2 separate regions of the Homo sapiens genome follow, and region 2 is linked to region 1. Evidence: chromatin loops called from intact Hi-C (ENCODE). Cell type or tissue: IMR-90. All regions are shown on one strand. Each heading gives the region's core, and the rest is flanking DNA. Links, peaks and the distances in the headings are about the cores only.

Evidence for each region. Hi-C counts contacts between places; a loop is a spot of excess contacts. Peaks named below come from ENCODE experiments on the same cell type or tissue, not always from the same donor. Only the 100,000 strongest peaks of a DNase experiment are listed, where the experiment ranks them.
Region 2: it touches region 1 in a loop (1.9-fold over the local background); 1 of 110 quality-filtered maps calls a loop at or near these places.

What each region holds. Positions count from the first base shown.
Region 1 is chr3:59,628,622-59,639,561 of GRCh38, reverse strand. The region is part of intron 6 of CFAP20DC-DT (CFAP20DC divergent transcript); the gene reads right to left. It overlaps LOC339902 (hCG1813818), which reads left to right. Exons shown (of 4, transcript NR_149028.1): 4 at 1,950-2,266. Among named protein-coding and RNA genes, the nearest start is that of CFAP20DC-DT, 550 kb to the right of the region's middle. In IMR-90, for the core only: no CTCF peak of the experiment used is centred there; no DNase peak of the experiment used is centred there; H3K27ac peaks cover 1,290 bases.
Region 2 is chr3:59,765,384-59,776,323 of GRCh38, reverse strand. All of the region lies in intron 8 of FHIT (fragile histidine triad diadenosine triphosphatase), which reads left to right. All of the region lies in intron 6 of CFAP20DC-DT (CFAP20DC divergent transcript), which reads right to left. Among named protein-coding and RNA genes, the nearest start is that of CFAP20DC-DT, 680 kb to the right of the region's middle. In IMR-90, for the core only: no CTCF peak of the experiment used is centred there; a DNase peak (open chromatin) is centred at 4,373; H3K27ac peaks cover 862 bases.

The DNA of each region.
Region 1 (10,940 bases), core at 2,307-6,306:
TGTGGAAGTTCCTGGAGAGCAGCTTATCCAGAGTGGGTATGGAAGCTCCAGGCCCCTTCCCATATACTTTGCCCTATATATCCCCTCAATCTGGCTATTCATATCTATATCCTTTACTCTGTCATTAATTATAAGCCAGTAAACCCAAGTAAAGTGTTTCCCTGAGTTCACTAAGCCATCCCAACAAATTAAATGAACCGAAGGAGGGTGTCATGAGAACCCCTGATTTATAGCTGGTCAATCAGAAGTTTAGGTGACAACCTAGTACTTGCTATTGGCATCTGAAGTGGGGGACAGTCTTGTGGGACTGAGCCCATAATCTGTGGAATCTGATGATATCTCCCAGTAGAAAATGTCAGAATTGAGTTATAGGACACATAGTTGGTGTCTACTGGATAACTACCTGGTGTGTGGGAACCTGCTCCCCAAGCCCCCTGCAAAACACACATGTGATATCAGAAGTGTTGTGCTGAGAAACGTGTGAAAATGGAGAGAGAAAAAAAAATTAGTTTTTTCATTTAAAGCCAAATAGTTAGGGAAGCACTCACCCCTCCCCTGGCATAACCTGGGGCCAGAATACAGTAGCAATATGGTAAGTTGGAGTCTCAGTGCCAATCCCTAAAACTGGCTCAGGGTTTATAGCTCCTTCCCTGATCTGGAAGCTTAATTTCAAGCCTTACAGTTGTGGATCTATAATAAGAAAAGCTTGAGACCGAATTTGTCACTTCATAGTTCCTGCTTGAAGAAGAAACCATCTCTTACCTGGCATAATGGGTGGCAATGGTGGTGGCAGTGGCAGCAAGGGTTGCTATCCAAGACTTGGAATGCAGCAGGATTGCTTTTTTTTTTTTTTTTTTTTTTTTTTTTAACAGAGTCTCTCTCTGTCGCCCAGGCTGGAGTGCAGTGGCGTGATCTCGGCTCACTGCAAGCTCTGCCTCCAGGGTTCATGCCATTCTCCTGCCTCAGCCTCCCAAGTAGCTGGGACTACAGGCACCCGCCACCATGCCCGGCTAATTTTTTGTATTTTTAGTAGAGACGGGGTTTCACCGTGTTAGCCATGTTAGCCAGGATGGTCTCTATCTTCTGACCTTGTGATCAGCCCGCCTTGGCTTCCCAAAGTGCTGGGATTACAGGCGTGAGCCACCGCACCTGGCCCCAGGATTGCTTCTTAAAGCACTCGGCAGTGGCCAGTTTCTACAGAGTACTGGCAGCTGCTGTGATTTGAATGTGTTCCCCAAATTTTACATGTTGGAAACTTAATCCCCAAAGCCTCAATGTTGAGAGGTCAGACTTTTAAGTGGTGATTAGGTATGAGGGCTCCGCTCTCATAAATGGATTAATACCATTATTGCAGGAGTCAGTTAGTTGTTGCTGCAGTGGGTTAGTTGGGTTAGTTATTGCTGGAGTAGATTAGTTATTACAGGAGTGGGTTAGTTACTGCTGAAGCAGGCTCCTTATAAAAGGATGCATTTGGTTCCCCTTGGCCTCTCATCCTCTCTTTGCTCTTCCAACATGATATGATGCAGCAAGAAGGGCCTCACCAGATGCAACCCCTTGATCTTGAACTTCCCAGTCTCCAGAATCATGAGCCAAAAAAAAAAATCCATTGTTTTTAAATTACCCAGTTTTTGGTATTCTATTATAGCAACAGAAAACACAGAGGCCAATCCTCTTTTTGGAAGGTCTGCCTATGGGTATTGGTCTGAGACAAGTTAACAGTTACCAATCACTAGCATATAATACGTATTCAATAAATGTGTTTAATGAACATATGAATGACTTTTGCCCATTTACTGCAAGATTAAATAATCATTAGAAAAAAACAATTGACTTTTATTGAGCATTAACCAAAGAGAAACTCAGCTCTATTTCTCTGGCTTCCTTTTGTCTGTGCACATACCATGCTTGTTCTTGCCTGCCTGTCTTCCTCTCTTGCTCTTATTTTCTAGAAGAAAAACCACCCACCCCAATGTCTTGCACACTGCAACAACTCTGTGAACACTGGTCATTATTCTACTGTTGTTATTGGTGCTCTTTACTGGCCAAAGCTCAGTGGGAGGACTACTATCTAACACAAGTGCCCTGCAGGACAGAAAGAACAAGAGTGCTAGAGCTTTTGTGCATCTGGGCCATTTTTTCATTTGACATATGAAGAATCTAAGAACCTGCAAGGTGGAAGTGACCTGTTCAAATAGCAGCAAAGTCAAAAGCAGATGTAGCTCTCTATCTCTGAGCCTCTAATAAAATTAATCTAAATAGTTGTCAATTAGCAGTTCACAGCTGTATTTTGTTTAATATACCTAGTTTAGGTCTCTAGTAATTATTTTTCTCTGGAGAATTAGTTGCCCCTTCTAGCAGGGCCAGGAACGTTCCAATTTTCCACAGCCTACTCCACGTCTTACTCCATCTCACATTGGCCTGCTTCCCTCCCTCATGTATCTGCCTGCCACCTGAGGTATTTGAGTATTCAAACCACATCTATATGCCTGTGCTTAGAAATTCAATTAGCTCAAGACTAGTCCTTGAAGGCTGACCTCCAAACTAAAGGTCAGCCCCCTTCAAAATTCCAAGGAAACTGGTCATTGCCTAGTGCTTAAGGCAACTGATCTGAGTGATCCCCAGTCCTGGGCCAGATTCTACACACGTACTCTCATCATGCTGGTTTTTAAATGTACCACTTCATATATAATAATCATATTTTCTTTAGTAGATTCTCGGGCCCTAAGGTGAGGTTATGCTTTTACATCTCTTGGTATTTTGCGTATCACCTGGCTTTATAACAATCACACTTCTGCACCCTCAGAAGCACAATGAAGGACAAATTCCCAGGAATCATCTACAGAATTTGGGTTCTGGCTGTCCTGGGCAGGGACTAGGAATGGCATATGGTCATTCTGTACAATTCTGCCACTGCAGATCCAGAAACTGAACTTTGAAAAACACAAGGTGCTGGAGCTCTGGAAGAGGCTCAATCAAGACATGAGGACTGATTTGTCCCTACCCGAGCATCTCCACCCTGCAGATGTTTTTCTTTTTGCCTGCTTAGTGTGTTTAAGAAAGAAAATTGAATTATCACCAATATTTTAAAGACAGGAAGATGTCATAAGCCAGATTTCAGACTCCCTTTGAAAAAGATCCGATCATGTAAAGGCCCTGGGCATGCCCTTATTCCTGGGAAAAACCATCTGGAATCTGCATCTGCTGTCCTCCCACCCTCACCTGTGGTCACAGCAGTCTCCCAGGTCCTGTGTCAATAGGCCCCAGCCCCATTGCTTATGGCCTCTGTTGACATTTGCTTTTGTAACCCCCTTCATTCTGAAACTTTACACCTCTTTGATGAGCCCATCATCAACCAGGGCACCAGCCCTTTCTGGTTGAGGTCTGTATGACAATGCCACCTGCTTGGTGGGTACAGGCACAGCCTACTGCCTTCTAGCTAAATAGAGAGGTTAGGGGAATAAACCTCACACTATGGTGATCTTAAAACTTGTGCAAACATTCAGATGAATAGATCCAGGCATTCATGAACCCTGGAATGAGGTTTTTGAAGCTGGGCCTCAACCTAGAAACTTGGGATCACTTTTAAGAGTATATTGAGATGATGTCAGTCCCAATAAAAGTAGAGGACCGAGAAGTAGATTAACTCACATGCCCTGAGAGACATGGCAACTGGACTGAGAAACTGCTGATTGATGGAAGAAGTCAGATCAAATAAGTGACAACCTGTCACAGCCAAAATAGAGTGGCGGTTAACAGGAAATCTTCTTTCTCAGTGGGACAGGTCAGGCAAAGAGCCTGATGGTCAACTGAGAGTGTATGAAATATCATTGGTAGAGCAGCTCAAACATCTCTGCCTAGGTGTATTGGTAGGACTGTTTGGGAACTCTTTGGCTACAGAAGTCTGGGCCATCACAACATTTTTGAGCTGCAACAGTGCCTTGGAGCTCAGCTAACAGAATGTCCACATTCTAAAAATTCAGAATCAGACTGAGAGAGGAAATCTGCCATCCACTTGGACTCACAGTTCCTAGAGAACAACTTTTAGAGTAAAAAACAAAACTTTATAGATTAGTTTATATGAATAACTTGGGAATCTTGTTAAAATACAGATTCTGATTCAGGAGATCTGAGTTACAACCTGAGATAAACAGCAAATTCCCAAGTGATGCCAAGACTGCTGGTCTCATGACTGCAATTCTCCAAAAGTACAGTGGAAGTTTAGGTGGAATGTAGTAAACTGGGAGGGGATGGTAAAGCTAACCTCTTCTGGGTCAGCAGGAGTAAGTCCCTGGGGAGCCCAGAGAGAGGGCCTGACTCCTGGAACACTTTAAAACCAAACTGCATTGATGATGCTCAAAAGAAATTCCCCTCTTCAATGCATTTTAAATGAGCCAGCAAAGGATTTCAAAGGTCACCCTTCTTTTACGGTTGATTCTTACAAAATCATGAACTATATTTTCTAATGAGCCCAATTAGAACATTTCTCCTATGGAAGATTCCCATGGGGGCAGGTGAGAGCAAGGGGAATGAAAATAACTTTGCCATGAGTGGTTGAGATTCCAAACCCAGGTTCCCTGTGATGGCTCAGGCAAAATGCTAGGAGCTCTCTGACAATTTTATCCAGAAGCCAAGTCTAAGGTCACTCGGTAGAACCTTGTTCTTTGCACCAGAAAACACAGAAGTAGGGTGGCTCAGCTGGCCAGCTGGGAATCAGACTAGTCACAGCTTAAAAATTTCCTCTCAGGTTTTGTATCTGGTTATCAGATGCTGCCATCCTAAGGGAGAAACAGAACCATAAGGTACCCTCAGCCCTGTCCTTTCAGGAGTGTCTGCTCACAAATGCATACTGCCAAAGATCATCCTCTCCTAATTACAATTCCCTTTTCTGTGGGCATTATCTCTGGCTCGCCTATATTGAGCCCCAGAAACGTGCTGTCTGATCAGCACCAGAACTCTGAGACATATTGTCTGCAGAGCAGGGCTTCTCAGACTTGGCAATCGTCACATTTTGGGTTGATAATTCTTGATTACGGGGCTCACGATCGAGCAGCATCCCTCACCTCTACCCACTAGAAGCCAGTAGCAGTACCCCTCCAAGTCATGACAATTTAAAATCTCTCCAGACATGGCCAAATGTCTTGTAGGGTGGGGGAACAAATTGCCCTTGGTTGAGAACCACAGTCTATAGTCGAACTGCAGGGATTCAAATTTAAGCTCTTGTGCTTCTTAGCCATGAGAACTCGGGCACAACACTTACCTCTCAGACATTAGTTTCCTCATCTGCAAAAAAGTAAGGTAATTTAACAATAGCATCAATCATAACACCATTACCTCCTAAGGTCATTGGGATGATTAAATGAATTAATGCACACATAGATCTCAGAACAGTGACTGAAACAGAGGAAGGGCCAAAAAAGCATCTGCTACATTACCAGCTTAGACTCCTTCACTATCATTGTCACCAAACCTGATGGAGACCCATCATTCAAACCACAAACCTCATGGGGCCAGTTTGCCAATTTTACAAACCTTGACATTTAAGCACCTTAGCTCTCTCTCTCTTCTTTATCTGAGAGCAAGGTAAGTGAACAGCATAAGAAATTTTTTCCGTCAAGTTCAAAAGAAACAGTGAGAAAGAAAGTACAGAAGAGTGTGAATTGAATTCCCAAGGAGTCTACATATGAAAGATTCTTTTTATGCCTAAGGATTTTATATTCAGTTTCCCTAGAAGGGAAGACAGATAAACTCTCCTGGCACAAGCTGAAGCCACATTCCCTCCATCCAGCCTCCCCAGCCCCCATCTGTCTGTCTCTGTCTTCCTTACACACACACACACACACACACACACACACACACACACACACACACATGCTTAGGAGAAACAGGAACCAGAGGAGATTCAGACATTTATTTTGCTTTGGCAAATCTACCACTGACCTAAGAAGCCAGGACTTTTGTTTGCTTTAGAATCTCAGATGGGAAAAGGCACCCTAAGTTATTTATTTGTTTTTTCATGAATTCTTTTTTATTCTGTACTTAGAGTCAGTCAGGGATGGCAAGCATGTGGTGTCGGCCTGTAGGGCAGCTGTGTACATCTGGGAGACATTCATAGTGTGAGCACTGACTCTGTCATTCCCCAGCATAGAAGGAGCAATGTAGCTGGTGCTTCTGTGCCCCTATGAGCAGCCCAAATTCCAAAAATTCCATGGGAAGAAGGGACACGGCTGGCTGAGCACACTGTGATTCCCACCACAGCTGAGTGCAGGGATCCTGGGGTGAAAAATGAGATTGTAAACATCACCCTGGCAGCATTTTCATCAGATGAAGAGATGGAAGGCCTGCACGATCTCAAGGGAGCCTGGGAAAATCAACACAATGCCTGCGTATATTTTCTAGATGGGCAAAATAAAAACAAACCAAAAAAGAGGTTTAAGGAAGACGATGATGCAAGAAAGCACATCAGCACAATAAACAAAAGATTGCCAAGCTACAATTGCAGGTTGGAGGTTAGGCAAATTGTCATACATAACAAACAAGCAATTTAAATGACTCCTGGACAGTCTCAGAGGCATCATTTGAAGTACCACCTTGAATTTATTTTGCAGCAGTTGCCATGCCAACAGGAAGACTGTATTCCAAAGGGTAAATGGACACTCCACCCCCAAGCTGCCTTGCACCTGATGCTTCAACTAAGCTGGGTTTCTCACTGCTCCCTAGGCCTGTCACGCCTCCTCTCACACCCGAAACACCTTCAAAAGTTATCTCCGAGGTGCAGTCTTGTGTATGTGCAATCTCTCCCTCTCCTTCGAACATTCTGCCCACACTCCTTGCAATGCTGCCTGCTGCCTCTGGCCAGACCATGAGCCCCTCATCCCTGACATGGCAGGAAGTGCCTTCAGTCCATCCTTGAGCCTAGCCCAGTGCCTGAAATACAAAAGAAGGTGTGAGAAGTTGAGATGGTGAAGGCTCAGACATCACACCTACTGCATGGTGTGGTTTTCAGGTGATTGTCGTCTTATTTTTTTAAGCAACACATAAAGCACCAAGGAAAACAACTCATGCCAGGGTGGATGCTTAATGAATATTTGTTGAATGGCTAAACAAACGAATAAACAAATGGATGTCAGATGAATTGGGTTTTTTAAAATAACTCTCTCTTTACTTATGTGTAAAGTTTGCCTATTGAAGATCAGGCACCATTTCACAGCAGAATTAGTTACACGAATCACAATTGCTAGTTACCGAATGTTAGCTATCTGCCAGGTCTTCTTTGTTTGTTTTTGAGACAGAGTCTCAGTCTGTCATGCAGGCCGGAGTGCAATGGCATGATCTTGGCTCACTGCAACCTCCGCCTCCTGGGTTCAAGTGATTCTCCTGCTTCACCCTCCTGAGTAGCTAGGACTACAGGCATGTGCCACCATGCCCTGCTAATTTTTGTATTTTTAGTAGAGACGGTGTTTCACCATGTTGTCCAGGCTGGTCTCGAACTCCTGACCTCGTGATCTGCCCACCTCAGCCTCCCAAAGTGCTGGGATTACAGAAGTGAGCCACTGAGCCCAGCCCAAGTCTTGTTTTAAGCTCCTTGCTCACATTCTTTCCCATTGTCACAATACACTACAAGGTTGCTTCTATTTCAGTGAAGGAAAGTGAGGCTCAAGAAGGGAAAGTAAACTACCACCACCACTACACTACAGTAATATAGGAGGCAACAGAGGGGGCTTTGAATTTGAATCCAGGTCTGTGTGGTCTCCAGGCCCTTTTCTCAGCCCTTGCAGAAAGGCTAAGTGCCCAGGGCCCAGAATTAGACAGACCTGGGCTCAAATCCCAGCCTTGCCTTGTGCCAGGTACATAACATTGGGCAAACAACTTGAGCTATCTCACCGTTAGCATCCTGTAATGTAAAATGATCACCACATTCCTAAAGGTGTTGATGGGGAGAGTGAGTGGGATCATGTACTCAGAGCACTTACTCCATGCCTGGCACAAAGATGTTGGTGAATGGGAAAACAATCATGTTTGGTGATCTTACGACTTTGCATAAACAGAACTTACTTCCCATTTTTGGAAATGTAGGCTATAGACCACTCAAAGACAAGCATCAGCCTATATTTACATGATTCCAAACAACCACATGGACATTTAAATAGTGGGCACTCCTGTTTGCAAATGTCCCTCCCTCTTTTTCTCTGGAGACAAAAGGAATTAATGCTATTATAAGTGTACTTGCTTAGTTACACACACATACATACATGTTTATTTCTATTTGGCTTATTTATGTTTTTTTCATGTTCTAGAATCTTTATTTTTCAGCCACTGATGAACAGAAGGATCTCTTTTCTATCTTTAGCATACCTTCCTGTCTTGCTTCATCTGAGCTTCTGTTTACATCACAGACATATATCAACACTATTTCTGACTTCTCTCGTAATTAGTGGCCTAGTTTGAAGCAGAAGCAAGGAAGTTATCTTGGTAGGTGGAGACAGGAAGAAAGAGAAAATAGGGAGAGAGAACCAGAATCCTTGGACCACCTCCCAGTTTCTGCCATTTGTTCGTGAGGTATTTGTGAATTTGGACTTGCCTTGGAATTTTGGGGTAAGGGGAAGTTTTAGGACCATCCAGTGCTGAAAAATTTCTTCCAATGTATCTAGGATTCCAGGACTCCAATGTTGAATGCTTTTGTACTAATCAGCTTGGAAAACAACAGTGCTCAACAGCCCTTGAAATTTCTCATTTTGGACCTATCTCAGGTGAATCAGCTGACAGCACACACAGCAACACAAAATTTTGATAGGAGACTCCTCAAAGGTTCTGTAACTAAACGTAATTGTGCAACCAGTAAGGACCTCCTGGCTGGAGGTACCTGCTGCTTGATTTCTGCATCATCATTTAACTTCCTTAGAAAGCACTGAGTGGGAGGAGAAGCACATGAATTCTTCAAGGGAGATTTAGGGGATGAGTATAAGACACTTGAGAAAAGAGGGTCTGGGCCTTGGAGCAAGTGAAGCCAACCAGGATCAGCTGAGTGCAGCTTGTTTGGGAAGTCAGTCTTCCAACTGTGGAAGTGGACTTGCTAGTGATGACACATGGACACTTGATTATATAAGCACCCTTGTAAACAGAATGGATTCCTGGGAGTCAGAGGCCACTTTGTATACTTCTCAGGTGACTGTCCTGAGAAATTTCCTGTGATTACCCAGCACAGCACAGTGAATGTAGTAGTTGATCAATAACTATTGCCTGGAATATATGATGTTTTTTGAAGTGAAGATTTTACCTCCATATAAACAGTTGGAGACAACATAGTAGAGAATGTATCACAATGAAGAGATCAGAAAGAATCAGAAAGGTCGCCTTCAAATCCCCACCTTACCACTTACTAATTATACAACCTTGATATTTCCATCTATAAAATGGGGATAACATGAGGACCTACTTTGCATAGGGGAGCGAGGATTGAAATATGAATAAAACACATTGCATAGTGCCTGGTACATAGCGGTGCTCAAAAGATGTTAACTAAGGCTAGCGATTACAGTGAAAAATAATCATTTTTCTGTCAATTTCAATCAATTGCTGTGGTTTGCCTACAGAAAAACCATTACAGTGTTTATTAGGTAGAGGAGGTGTCCAGTTTTTCATTTTGACCAGGGAACGAGTCAATTTGTCTTTTGCAAAGACAGCTTTAAGGTGGATATAATAATAAACACATGTTTGTTTGTTTTTATTATACTTTAAGTTTTAGGGTATATGTGCACAACGTGCAGGTTTGTTACATATGTATACATGTGCCATGTTGGTGTGCTGCACCCATTAACTCATCATTTACATTAGGTATATCTCCTAATGCTATCCCTCCCCCTCCCCCCACCCCACAACAGGCCCCAGTGTGTGATGTTTCCATTCCTGTGTCCAAGTGTTCTCATTGTTCAATTCCCACCTATGAGAGAGAACATGCAGTGTTTGGTTTTTTGTCCTTGCGATAGTTGCTGAGAATGATACTTTCCAGCTTCATCCATGTCCCTACAAAGGACATAAACTCATCATTTTTTACGGCTGCAGAGTATTCCATGGTGCATATGTGCCACATTTTCTTAATCCAGTCTATCATTGTTGGACATTTGGCTTGGCTCCAAGTCTTTGCTATTGTGAATAGTGCTGCAATAAACATGCGTGTGCATGTGTCTTTATAGCAGCATGATTTATAATCCTTTGGGTATATACCCAGTAATGGGATGGCTGGGTCAAATGATATTTCTAGTTCTAGATCCCTGAGGAATCGCCACACTGACTTCCACAATGGTTCAACTAGTTTACAGTCCCACTAACACTGTAAAAGTGTTCCTATTTCTCCACATCCTCTCCAGCACCTGTTGTTTCCTGACTTTTTAATAATCACCATTCTAACTGGTGTGAGATGGTATCTCATTGTGGTTTTGATTTGCATTTCTCTGATGGCCAGTGATGATGAGCATTTTTTCATGTGTCTGTTGACTGCATAAATGTCTTCTTTTGAGAAGTGTCTGTTCATATCCTTCACCCACTTGTTGATGGGGTTGTTTTTTCTTGTAAATTTGTTTGGGTTCTTTGTAGATTCTGGATATTAGCCCTTTGTCAGATAAGTAGATTGCAAAAATTTTCTCCCACTATGTAGGTTGCCTGTTCACTCTGATGGTAGTTTATTTTGCTGTGCAGAAGCTCTTTAGTTTAATTAGATCCCATTTGTCAATTTTGGCTTTTGTTGCCATTGCTTTTGGTGTTTTAGACATGAAGTCCTTGCCCATGCCTATGTCCTGAATGGTATTGCCTAGGTTTTCTTCTAGGGTTTTTATGGTTCCAGGTCTAACATTTAAGTCTTTACTCCATCTTGAATTAATTTTTGCGTAAGGTGTAAGGAAGGGATCCAGTTTCAGCTTTCTACATATGGCTAGCCAGTTTTCCCA
Region 2 (10,940 bases), core at 2,276-6,275, 140 kb before region 1:
TGAAGAGAACAGCAGCGGTCTGTCTCAGTACCCTGGAAATACGTGCAAGCCACAGCCCATTTCAGAGGAAATTCTAGTTGTAGAACCCCGGAGCAGAAAAGCTATGGGACTCTGGCCTGAGTGCTGTTAGAAACCAGCCAGGAGGAAGGCCCATTCCCAAAGGGGAGGGCTTCCAGCCCATGCTGCCAGGATGGGCTTCTCAGCAGGAATACAGTTTTCAGGCTCATTTAACTCCTGTGGACACATGTAAGGAGCTGGGCAGGCAATTCGAATTCATTTTCGAGGTGACAGCGCCAAACTTTGGCTGTGTTAGCTCACAGAAACATTAATGGGATAATGTGCTCCATCATGGAGAATGAGAATCAAAAAAGGCTTTAATGGGGCTTCATTATCTCCATCTGTCCATCCATCACTTCTTCTCCATCGCTCACCACTTGAGAAATGAGAACACCCCCAAACTAATTAGATTTATCCTAATCTCCTTTCTGTACCATCCATCCTCTCAGAGGCCATCTGTGAGTGTAGAGTTCAGACCTTTAAGAATTATGCTAATCAGTCTTTTTCTCATTTAAAGCGTTCATCTGATGACCACAATCTGAAACTTCTGGCTGTGACAAAGGGGAAACCATTCTAAGATTTCCTGCTAATTTCAAACACCCTCATCCTCACATACAGGCCACATAAGGGCCAGTTTCTAAGAAAAGAGCTAAGGATCTTTGAGCCAGGTAACAAGTTTTTTTAAAAGTGTGAGGAGAATTTTAATTGGTTTATAATATGAGTGGGAGATGATTTGCATTCATTTATAAAATCAAAAAGGAAGGTGCCTGAGCTGTTAAACTCGGGAATGGATTGTGTGTTTGAGTGGTGCGACCACTGATGTATAAAATGCACAGGAGAACCAATTCACTGAGGTAGGCACCTAGAGGAAAATTACTTACAACTAGATTTTCAGACCTTCTGCATCTGCCGGAGCCTGTGGCCTGGTCACTACAGGCGGGTAAGGAATGTTAAGCAGATTTCTGTGCAGAGAGGTCACTCCAGCATTGCAGTGGTTTGAACCTGGTAGGAGAAAGGGCACTTCTGACACAGCACATTGCCGTTCATTGCAAACCCTAAACACCCCCAGGACCTGATCGGGATGAATAGAAATCATCAGCTCTGGAATTAGGGGGTCCAAACACAAGGCTCTGTGGAATGATTGATGCTAAATTAATTGCTTGTTGAACAAATAAGCACATGAGTCGAAACTGGGAATTATAGCCCAGAGCAGTGCTTCTCAAACCTTAATGTGCCTATGAATTTCTTGGCGATCTTGTTAAAATAGAGTTTTTAGTTCAGTCGGTCTGAGATGAAGCCTAAGCTCCGGCATTTTTAACAAGCTCCCAAGTGATGCTGATGTCGCTGGTCTATAGACTACACTTGGTGTATCAAGAGAAGTTAAGAATTTGAGTTTGGCAAGCAGATAGAACCACATTCAAGTCCTGGCCACTTTCTGGCCGTGGAGCCTTAGGAAAATTACTTCCCTCCTCTGCACTTGATTCATGCAACAAATATGTATTGAATCTCACGTGTGGGCTGTTTAACTGTGCTTAAACAGCTGGAACAAGACAGAAAATGATGCCACTCTCCTAGGTCTTTAATTTGATGGGGAGACAGACAGGAAAAAAAGTTAAAGCAAAAATGTGTCATTACAATTTGTGATAACTGCTAGCAGTAATATTAATGGTGGCTAACATTTATTGAGAACCTACTATGGATGAGGCACTATTTAAGGAAGTTCACATATATCAACTCATTTAATCTTCATAACAACTCTGTTAGGTATGTATGCTCATCTTCTGTTTTCAGATACAAACACTGAGGCACAGGCAGGTGAGGTAACTTGCCGAACCTCACACACCAAAAAGTGGTAGAGACGTGATTTTAAGTCAATCGGTCCAGTTCTGGAATGAACGTTCTTGACTGGGGTCTGCATACTTTCTCTAAAAAGGGCCAGATGGTAAATATTTTAAGCTCTTCAGGCTATTCAGTTTCTGTCGCAAATCCTTAGCTCTGCTGCTGTAGCCCAAAAGCAGCCAAAGACAGTAAATGAGTGAGTGTGACTGTGTTCCAATAAAAGCCCCTTTACCAAATCAGGCACCTGGCCAGATTTGACCCAGTGGCTGTCGTCTGCCAATGCCTGTTCTTGATCATTATCCAAACCAGCGCATCTCACGCTGTAGGGCAGCCCTGTCCAAAATAAACATAATGGGAACCACACATGTGACTATCAGTTTTATAGTAGCCATATTAAAAAAACAGATAAAATTAATTGTAATATTTTATTTAATCCAAAATATCATAAATATTATTTCAGTAGGTAATTAACATGAAATAATTATTAATGAGATATTTTACAGTCTTTTTCACAGTGTCTCCTAAATCTGGTATGTACTTTACACCTGCAATACCTCTCAGTTCAGACAAGCCGTTTTACAGGGGCCTGGTAGTCACATGGGGCTGATGGCTAAGGTCCTGGGCGAGGCAGCTTTAAAGTATTGAGGAATCATTTGGGATGGGGCCTTATGTTCTGCTTTTCTAACAAGCCGCCAGGTGATGTTGGTCTGCAGTCCACACCCGGGACATCAAGATGAAGCCTGCCTCCCTGGGAAGAAAGGAAGAAAGTGCAGGAAGATGGCACAGGAGATGCCAGGCAGTGTAGGGTGCTCCAGGAAGGCTTCGTGAAAAGAGGGAATTAATTACATTGGAAATTGAGACCCAGAGGGTGAGAAGGAGCTAACTCAGGGAACAGTGGGAGGAAAAAGGTCTAAGCAGGATTTTAAAAACATTTTCGATTAAGTGAGTCAAAGCATGCAACCACTTAACATTGAGCTCATGAGGACTCCTAGATTTTTGTGACAATACAAAGGCAGAGAAGATACGCAGCTTTTTGGACCCTCTAGTGTCTCCCTCTCCCCATGCTGGATTAGGTACCCCCTTTCTGTGACTCCCACAGTTGCCCATATTTTCCTCATCACAGCACTTTACAGGCCTTTTGCAGGTGCCTGCTTATTTTCCGGGTCACCCACCGGGGCTGTGAGCTCTGGGCAGGCAGGGCTTGAAGCTTTATCATGGCTCTGCTCGAAGCCTGCTTGTCAGCTAGTGTGCTTTGACTGTGTGAGAATGAAGACAGGGGCCTTACAGAATAAGATTTCCACTCAAGATACAACTGAATTGTGGACCCCTTGAAAACCTTAAGGTGGAAACTCTCAAACAAAAAAATTCAGAGGAGGGAGATGAGCATTGTTTGTTTGAAGTAGGAAAAAGAGGACTTGTGGTACATATGAGCTTTGTGGTCACAGGCAGGTAAGCCACAAGCCGGAAAGCCTACAAATGTGTTCGTTGTGGCAGTCAAAGTAAGTACATGTGAATGAGCTTTGAGAGGGGGCCCTGGCCCTACACTTCCTACATGAGGCTGCTGCTTTTCTCCCTCGATATTCGCTGACCACCACAGGGCTGAATTTGGAGTTGTGGATGCACAAGCTAGTTGCAGTTATATGTAACATCGAGCTCTTCTGGGTGGTCTAAATCTAAAGCCCTGCAAACCCCACACCTCCAAACTCCACTAATGTTCATAGAAGGCTCACAGGGTTCTTTTGCCTTCTCGTTAGGATAATTTTAGACATTTTTTGTGGCATTGCCTCTCCTGAAGAGGCACTATGCACAGTGGTTACGAGAGCTGGCCTTGGCACCAGCCTGCCTGCATTTGCATCCCAGCCCTGTGCCTACCTGGGCCAGTTCCCCGACCTCTCTGTGCTCAGCTTCCTCATGTCTGAAATGGGGATAGTAACACTGCCACCCTGATAAGATGGTCATGAAGATTAATGAATAAATGTAAAGTGTTTAAAACAGTGTTTGCACACAGTCAGTGTTCACTGTTACTGTTCTAAATGGCTTCCACCTGCATTGCTGCATATGTTCCTCCCAGCAATCCTTCAGAAAAGGTGAGGCAAACCGGGGTGATTTCTGCCTAATAGCGTGGGTGATAAAAGTGAGATTCAAGGAGATGAAACAACATGACCCAGAGGGAGTGATAGAGCTCAAGTCCAGGTCTTCTAACTTCAAATTCACTTAACATTCACTTTATACTTGCTTTATGTGGGGCCTGGAATGTAGATTAGTGAATGCAGATCAACGAAGCACAGCAGAGCTCCCCCTCAGTGGTGGAGGTGGGTGTGCTAACATGGAGATACAAGCCAGTGACTGTGGAGGGGGACTGTCCTGGTCAAGGTTGTGCGAGTGCATGTTATGTGTTTGTTTTAGTGTGTCATAAAGTTGCTGGGCTCCTTGGAGGCAGATGTATCCTTTGTGGGCTTTAAAGCTGTGACTCATGGATCCCTGAGGGTGTACAAACCTTCTAGAAATTTCAAGTAAAGTGTATGCATTTATGTGTGTGCACACATTTTTCTAGGGAAAGGAGTCATACATAGCTTTGATCAGATTCTAAAAAGTGCTGACATGCCTAAAAATGATAAGCACTCCCGTTTTAGAGCAACTTAGAGGTAATTTGTGAAATTTTTTTATGACGAGAAGTCTGTGTCTTGAGTGTGAGCTTGTGCACGTTCCCCACAGACATAGAGACACTACTAGTCTGAAGAAGGAAAGTAATTCTTCTTAGGACAACCCTTCCTGCTGTTCTTCCATGTCAGCATTTCCAGTGATTTGCTGGGCCAAGGAGTAGCTGCCCTTTAGTAATTATTTAATTGCTTAGAACTTTATTTCCCCATCTGCAAAGTGGGAGGCGATAGCTTCTACTTCACAACACTCTATGGGGGGTTTCACCCTCAAACATACCCCAAATGTAATAGGCCCTCAATGAACCTGACCTCCCTTCTTTATCTGGTGTCAAGCTTTCCGTTGGATCTATTCCAGGAGATATTCTTGGAGAATTGTCTTTTTTAAAAATTATTATCATATTCCCATGCTTTTCCTCCTGGATAAAGGTTGTATCTTTTCCCCAGAATGATTCTCATTTCCTGTCTTTGGCCTTTATAGAGCAGGTTCATTCTCTCTTGTTCTCCTTCCATCTATTATGACATCTTGGGAAAGCCCACCTGTTCTTCCTTCTGCAATTCGATTCATTGAGTTGTGCTCTGTTATTTGTTGTCTTTTGTAATTGGTAAGTGGTATTTTTGGTCCATTATTGTCTTATGTGAGAAGAGAACAAAATAATCCCGCTACCCTCACCCTAAGAAAATTTAAATTCCATGTTGTTGCCCTCCAAAACTAGAGTGCAGGTATTTCAAGCAGTCATTTTACGTGTTAAATAAAAGAGGCGATGTGCAAATGTGAAAACAGGCACCATCTAAGCTTGACTTTTACCTTAGAAGCATTACAGTGTTCATAGTGCTTCATCCACTTCTGGGATTTGTTGTATTGATTCTTTCAGCCTCCTGGGCAGAAGCAGAGTGGCACAGGCATGGGTGAGGTCAAGGGTTGAGCATGGGAGTCCGAAAGGCCTGTTGTGGACTCCTTCCCTGCCACTTGACAGCTGTGCAGACCTGGACACATCACATAGCTTTTCTGAGCCTTGGCATCTGTGAAACGGGGAGTAGTGGTAACCAGAGTATATGTATTAGAGGGCTAGGGCTGCCGTAATCAAGTACCACAACCTGGGTGGGTGGCTTAAACAATGGAAATTTGTCGTTTTACAGTTCTGGCAACTACAAGCCCGAGGTGAAGGTGTCAGCAGAGCTGTTCCTCCTGAGGGCTCTAAGGGAGAATCTGTTCAGTGTGTCCACTTCACTGCTGGGAGTTTGCTGATGATCTTTGGCATTCCATGGCTTAGAGATCCGTCACCCCAATCTTTGCCTTCATCTTCACTTAATCTCTTTGCGTGCATGGCAGCTGCTGGGTCCAAATTTTCCCTTTGTATAAGGACACCAGTCATATTAGATTAAGGCTGACCCTAATGCCCTTCTTTTAACCTGATTACCTCTACAAAGACCCTATTTCCAAACCAAGTTACATTCTGAGACATTGTGGATTAGGGCTTCAACATATATTTCAGGAGGATGCAATTCAACCTATAGTAATAACTAATTACCACATAGGGTTGTTAGGACGATTCGATGAGATAGTCCACAAAAAAGAGCTTTTTGCAGTGCCTGGCACATGGTAAGCCCTAGGTGAATTGAGCCTTATTAGTGTGGGAACTTATCATGCCCTCGTTCAACCAGAAGCTGACCTTTCTCCCTTACAAGTCTGGGCATTTTTCTGTGTTTTGTTTAGTTTTGTTTTGCTTTTCCTTGTCTCTCATTTTTCATCAACCCAAATTGAAATGGAAAAGGCAATGCATAGAGCAGTTGAAACATGGACAATTCTGTCATTTGACCATCAGAATTCCTTCTACTGTCATTTCTCCTCAGTTTGAATTTATATTAGTAAAAACAGATTTGTGTGTGTAAAAATACACAGAAACATACTATAACAGTTCAATCCGTGTAAATCATTTGAGAAGCTGTCCTAAATAGCAGAATGGGTTTATCTGAGGGGAAATTTTGAAACCAAAGTAATTATCAGATGGCCATTTTTTTCAAAAAAAAAAAAAAAATCAAAACTAGTCCAGTATTGAGAAAACACGTTATTGGAATCAAATAAGCTGGCAGCAAAGTCTGCCGTTCCGTGTGTACTGCTATGGTATCCGAAACATAATTATCAAGTTTAAGTTAATTAGACTAATGCTCAGAAAATCTGGCCTGGCAGCTTGCGGTAAGTAATTATATATACTGATTAAAAATGTAATACGTGGTGAGCAGAGGCAAAGGCAACTCCATTCGACACAGCCTGTGCACATACATAATTAAGAAGCCATGTAGAAGAGTGCACACAATGAGAAGGAACTTTGTAGAGACTAGCAGGCGTCCAGCCAAGCCTTCTACAGGGTGGGATGCAGGTTCCCACCTTACCCAATGGAGGGTGAGCAGGTGTCACTGTGGGGCCAGCACAGAGAGGGCACGTGACCATGGGTTCTCACTGCTTGGCAGATCACCCAAAACACACTCCGAGCCACAGCCTGGTGCTCCAGCCTGTCGTTTCTGTTTCCTCTCAAGTTTCCGCCTCAAAAGATGATTAGCTGTGAGACAGCCAGAGGTCAGCTTCCTTGTTGATCTTCTATCCTCCGAAATTATGAAATTGACATTAATTATGGGTCACAAATCAGGGTAGGATGCCAACCTCTGTGTGCAGGCACAGACATACCTTTTATTTGCCCTTCTGCTGGCAGAGTGGTTTTCTTTCCAGCTTTCCTTAAAAGAGGGAAGGATATTGTTATGTGGGATCCAGGGGCAAAGACTTGAGGTACTCAAGGTTAGGCTGTCTACCCTGATTCTTTGTAAGTAAGTTTATTATGCTGTAAGAGTTTGATTCAGTAAATATAGTTACATTTTAAGATTGGCGAAGGCCACAGAGAAATCTTATTTTGTTCTGGATCTCTTTTACAATGTGTATCTGTTCCTGCCTCACTAGTATATCATATGGTTTACATAACATAATTAAACTCTTATTTGAGGACTGAGGATGGGTACAACTATGTCATCCTTCTGAATATCTACTGTGATAAGTTTATCTGGGCAAGAAGTATTTAGTGAGCCTCTCCTATGTGCCTAGCTTTGGTTTTATAAGGTCATGGTTAAGGTATTAGATTGAACCATATGACATTGATGTCTGGGAAGTCAAAGAAAAGATTGGCTATTGTGAAAAGACATGATTTTGCCCCCAGGAAACCTATAGAGTGGAAGATAAATTAGAAGGCATGTACAATAAGTGTCCTGAAATGGAACCATCTTGGAGGGCCACCTAAGTCCAGTGCTGGTGGATCAGGGGAAGAAATGCCATCCATGCAGGGAGAACAGTATGTGCAAAGGGCTGGTAGTGAGATACAAGGCAGTTGTTTAAAGAATAACTCCTACTCACATGAGATGGAAACAGGACAAAGGGTTGAGAGATGCAGGTAAAATGGTAAAGGCCTGCTACTGTGCCAAGAAAACCATGTCCAGGACCAGTAAGTCAGGACCAGAGCATTTGATGTCAAAGGATTAGGAGATGGAGTCGAAATTGCACTGGACCATTACCTAGAATTTCTGCTTTTTAAATAAGAGAACCCACGATATAAGCTCTGTCAGTTGTGATGTTCCAATTCAGAGACTAGATGCAGGCCACCCCTGTTATATTTAGTTGAGGGACCTTTTTAGTAGAGCAACACTGAGGCTTTTAGTCCAACATGGCAGAAGACTCAAGCAATTCACTGAATCTCCCTGGGCCTTTGTTCCCTTCTCTATAAAATGGGGATAATAATATTGTGCCTCTACCTACCCTAGAGTTCATCAAATAACATTCTGTATGCAAAAGAGCTTTAAGTTAAGTTAGAGCCTCAATTTAGTCTGTATTGCTTAGCAAATGCTATGTATTGTTATATGAGGAGGGGGAATAGACAGAAAGGGAGTGGGACCCTGGAGTCCCAACTGCCTACTAGCTATGAGATCACATCTCTAAGCCTTAACTTCTTCATCTAAAAATGGAAATGACAGCACCATGGATGGGGTAGGTACTCTTATGAAGAGTAAATGAGATCATGTTTGTACTTGGCACTGAGCACATTGCCAGGCAGACAGCAAGCACTCAATAGAGCTCCATTAAAAATAACAATAACAACAACATAATTATTCCATCCTTAATGTTGGGCTCCAGTCCTTTGATGTTTCCACTTTCCGGGAGCAAAAATTTCCCCAACATTGGACCGAGGGCATCTCTCCTTCAGCCAGGAACACCACTCCATTTTTCTTTTTGAGACCAAGTCTCACTCTGTTGCCCAGGCTAGAGTGCAATGATACAATCTCGGCTCACTGCAACATTCACCTCCCGGGTTCAAGCAATTCTCCTGCCTCAGCCTCCCGAATAACTGGGATTACAGGTGTCCACCACCCCACCTGGCTAATTTTTGCATTTTTAGTAGAGATAGGGTGTCACCATGTTGGCCAGGCTGGTCTCGAACTCCTGACCTCAGGTGATCCACCTGCCTCAGCCTCCGAAAGTGCTGGGATTACAGGCGTGAGCCACCGCGCCCGGCCCAGCTCTCCATTTTTCATAGAGTAGTATTTGTTCCTTGTGGTTTATCTGCATTTTGGCTGAAGGATCGAGTCCAGAATCTGACCCCCTCCTGTTGTAAGTAGATGAGTTTTCTCTCCACCCAAGGCCCAAATAGCCATTTGCAATGTGAAAGAACAGTTAATCGGGGTTGTTTTGCATCTGGGATGCCAGAAAATCACTTTTTTCTTGATTTAAAAGAAATTTAATTTTGGCATCTGGTAGACACAGTCTGATAACCAATTAGGAACTCTCACAGATTTTGAAGCAATAAATTGGCTACTAGGCTTTACTCTAATGTCAATGAACTGGGGTGAGTTATTGCCAAAATCAATCAAAAAGAGAGAAAGGAGCAAAATTGCTTGGAAATTAGTTTACTTCTTTCAACGTCTTGTCTGTGTTTCCTACCCAAATAGCAATCAGTGTGCTGTTTCATTCCCCAATGATAGGCAGAAGAAATGGAGACAGAGCTGCAAAGCCTTCCAAACAGCCTTCTTGGTGTGGGAATCAACATAAACAAAAGGACTAAAGAGATTATGAAATGTGGAAAGCATGCGAAATGTATATTACTACTGCGGACATGTTTATTAAAATCTGGGCAAGCATTTTGCTGTGAAAATAAAACATAAGAGCACATTTATGGAGAGGAGAACATTTGGATGACTATCTCACAGACATAAAGCTCTTAAGGCAGAGAAGTTTTAATTAAGAACAGCAACCTGTGTGAAGTGCTATACCCAAAATAGATCCTAGTCGGGATTCAGTGAAGGGATACATCAGTTTCAGACATCTGGAATCCAGTTAATAACTCCAGTACTTTTATATGGCAAATGCTACTATGTTGCAACTTTGGTGGACATTTTGGAATGGGAGCTGGATTCCTATCTTGAGGAAAACTGCGGTCATCCGATGTTGTAATCTTACATGCCTCTCAAGGATGATCATTTCTCTTTGTTTTCCATCATAGCCTCCTTTTCTTTAGTTGTGTAAGTAGTTATGTTTAATGATGTTAATGAGTATCTGCAAACCCATTGCCCAGAACAAAACCTATGATTTTGCTACTATCCCACATCTAACAGTATGATAGTCCCACACAAAAAACCATCCCCTTGTCTCCTCACATGGAGTCAGTCCAGCATCCTCAATCTATGCTCACCATTGCTTTGTGACTTTTCATATAGTTTTAGGCATCTCTATGGATTCCTAAAGTGTGTATATTTTTATTGTCTTTAGGGAATTTTTTTAAACTAATATATTGTTAAGATTTCTCCCTATGAGCTGTGTGTCACTATCAAACATTTGTTTTGCTTGAGCCATGGTATTTAATTATGTGAACATATCAGGGTTTATTCATCTACTCCCTGGTGGGATGTTGGTCATTACTAGATTCTATCTATTTTAATCAGAGTTTCTTTGAACATTCTCATGCATGTCTTCTTGTACACATATGAGAATTTCTCTTGGTAATATACCTGGCAGTCATATTGTTGTAGATGTCAACTTTAGGAGGTAATGCTAAACTGTTTTCAAAAGAGGTTATTCCAGTATATCTTCTCAACCGCAATGCCAGAGCAATCCTGGGAGTCCATATCCTCTTTAGCCCACAGAATGGTTTCTCAGCACAGCTTGTCAATGAAGGATCAGACTGTCTGAGTAATAAGTCCAAGTTCTAACTCTTGATCAAGTTAATGTAAAAATATCACTTTCAAACATTGGTAATTTTGATCTCCACCTAAATCTAGCAGTACTGCAGTAAGATCCTCTTTCCTAGAGCATTGAAGCCTTGAAAGCAATATGGCCAAAGGGATACAAATGTC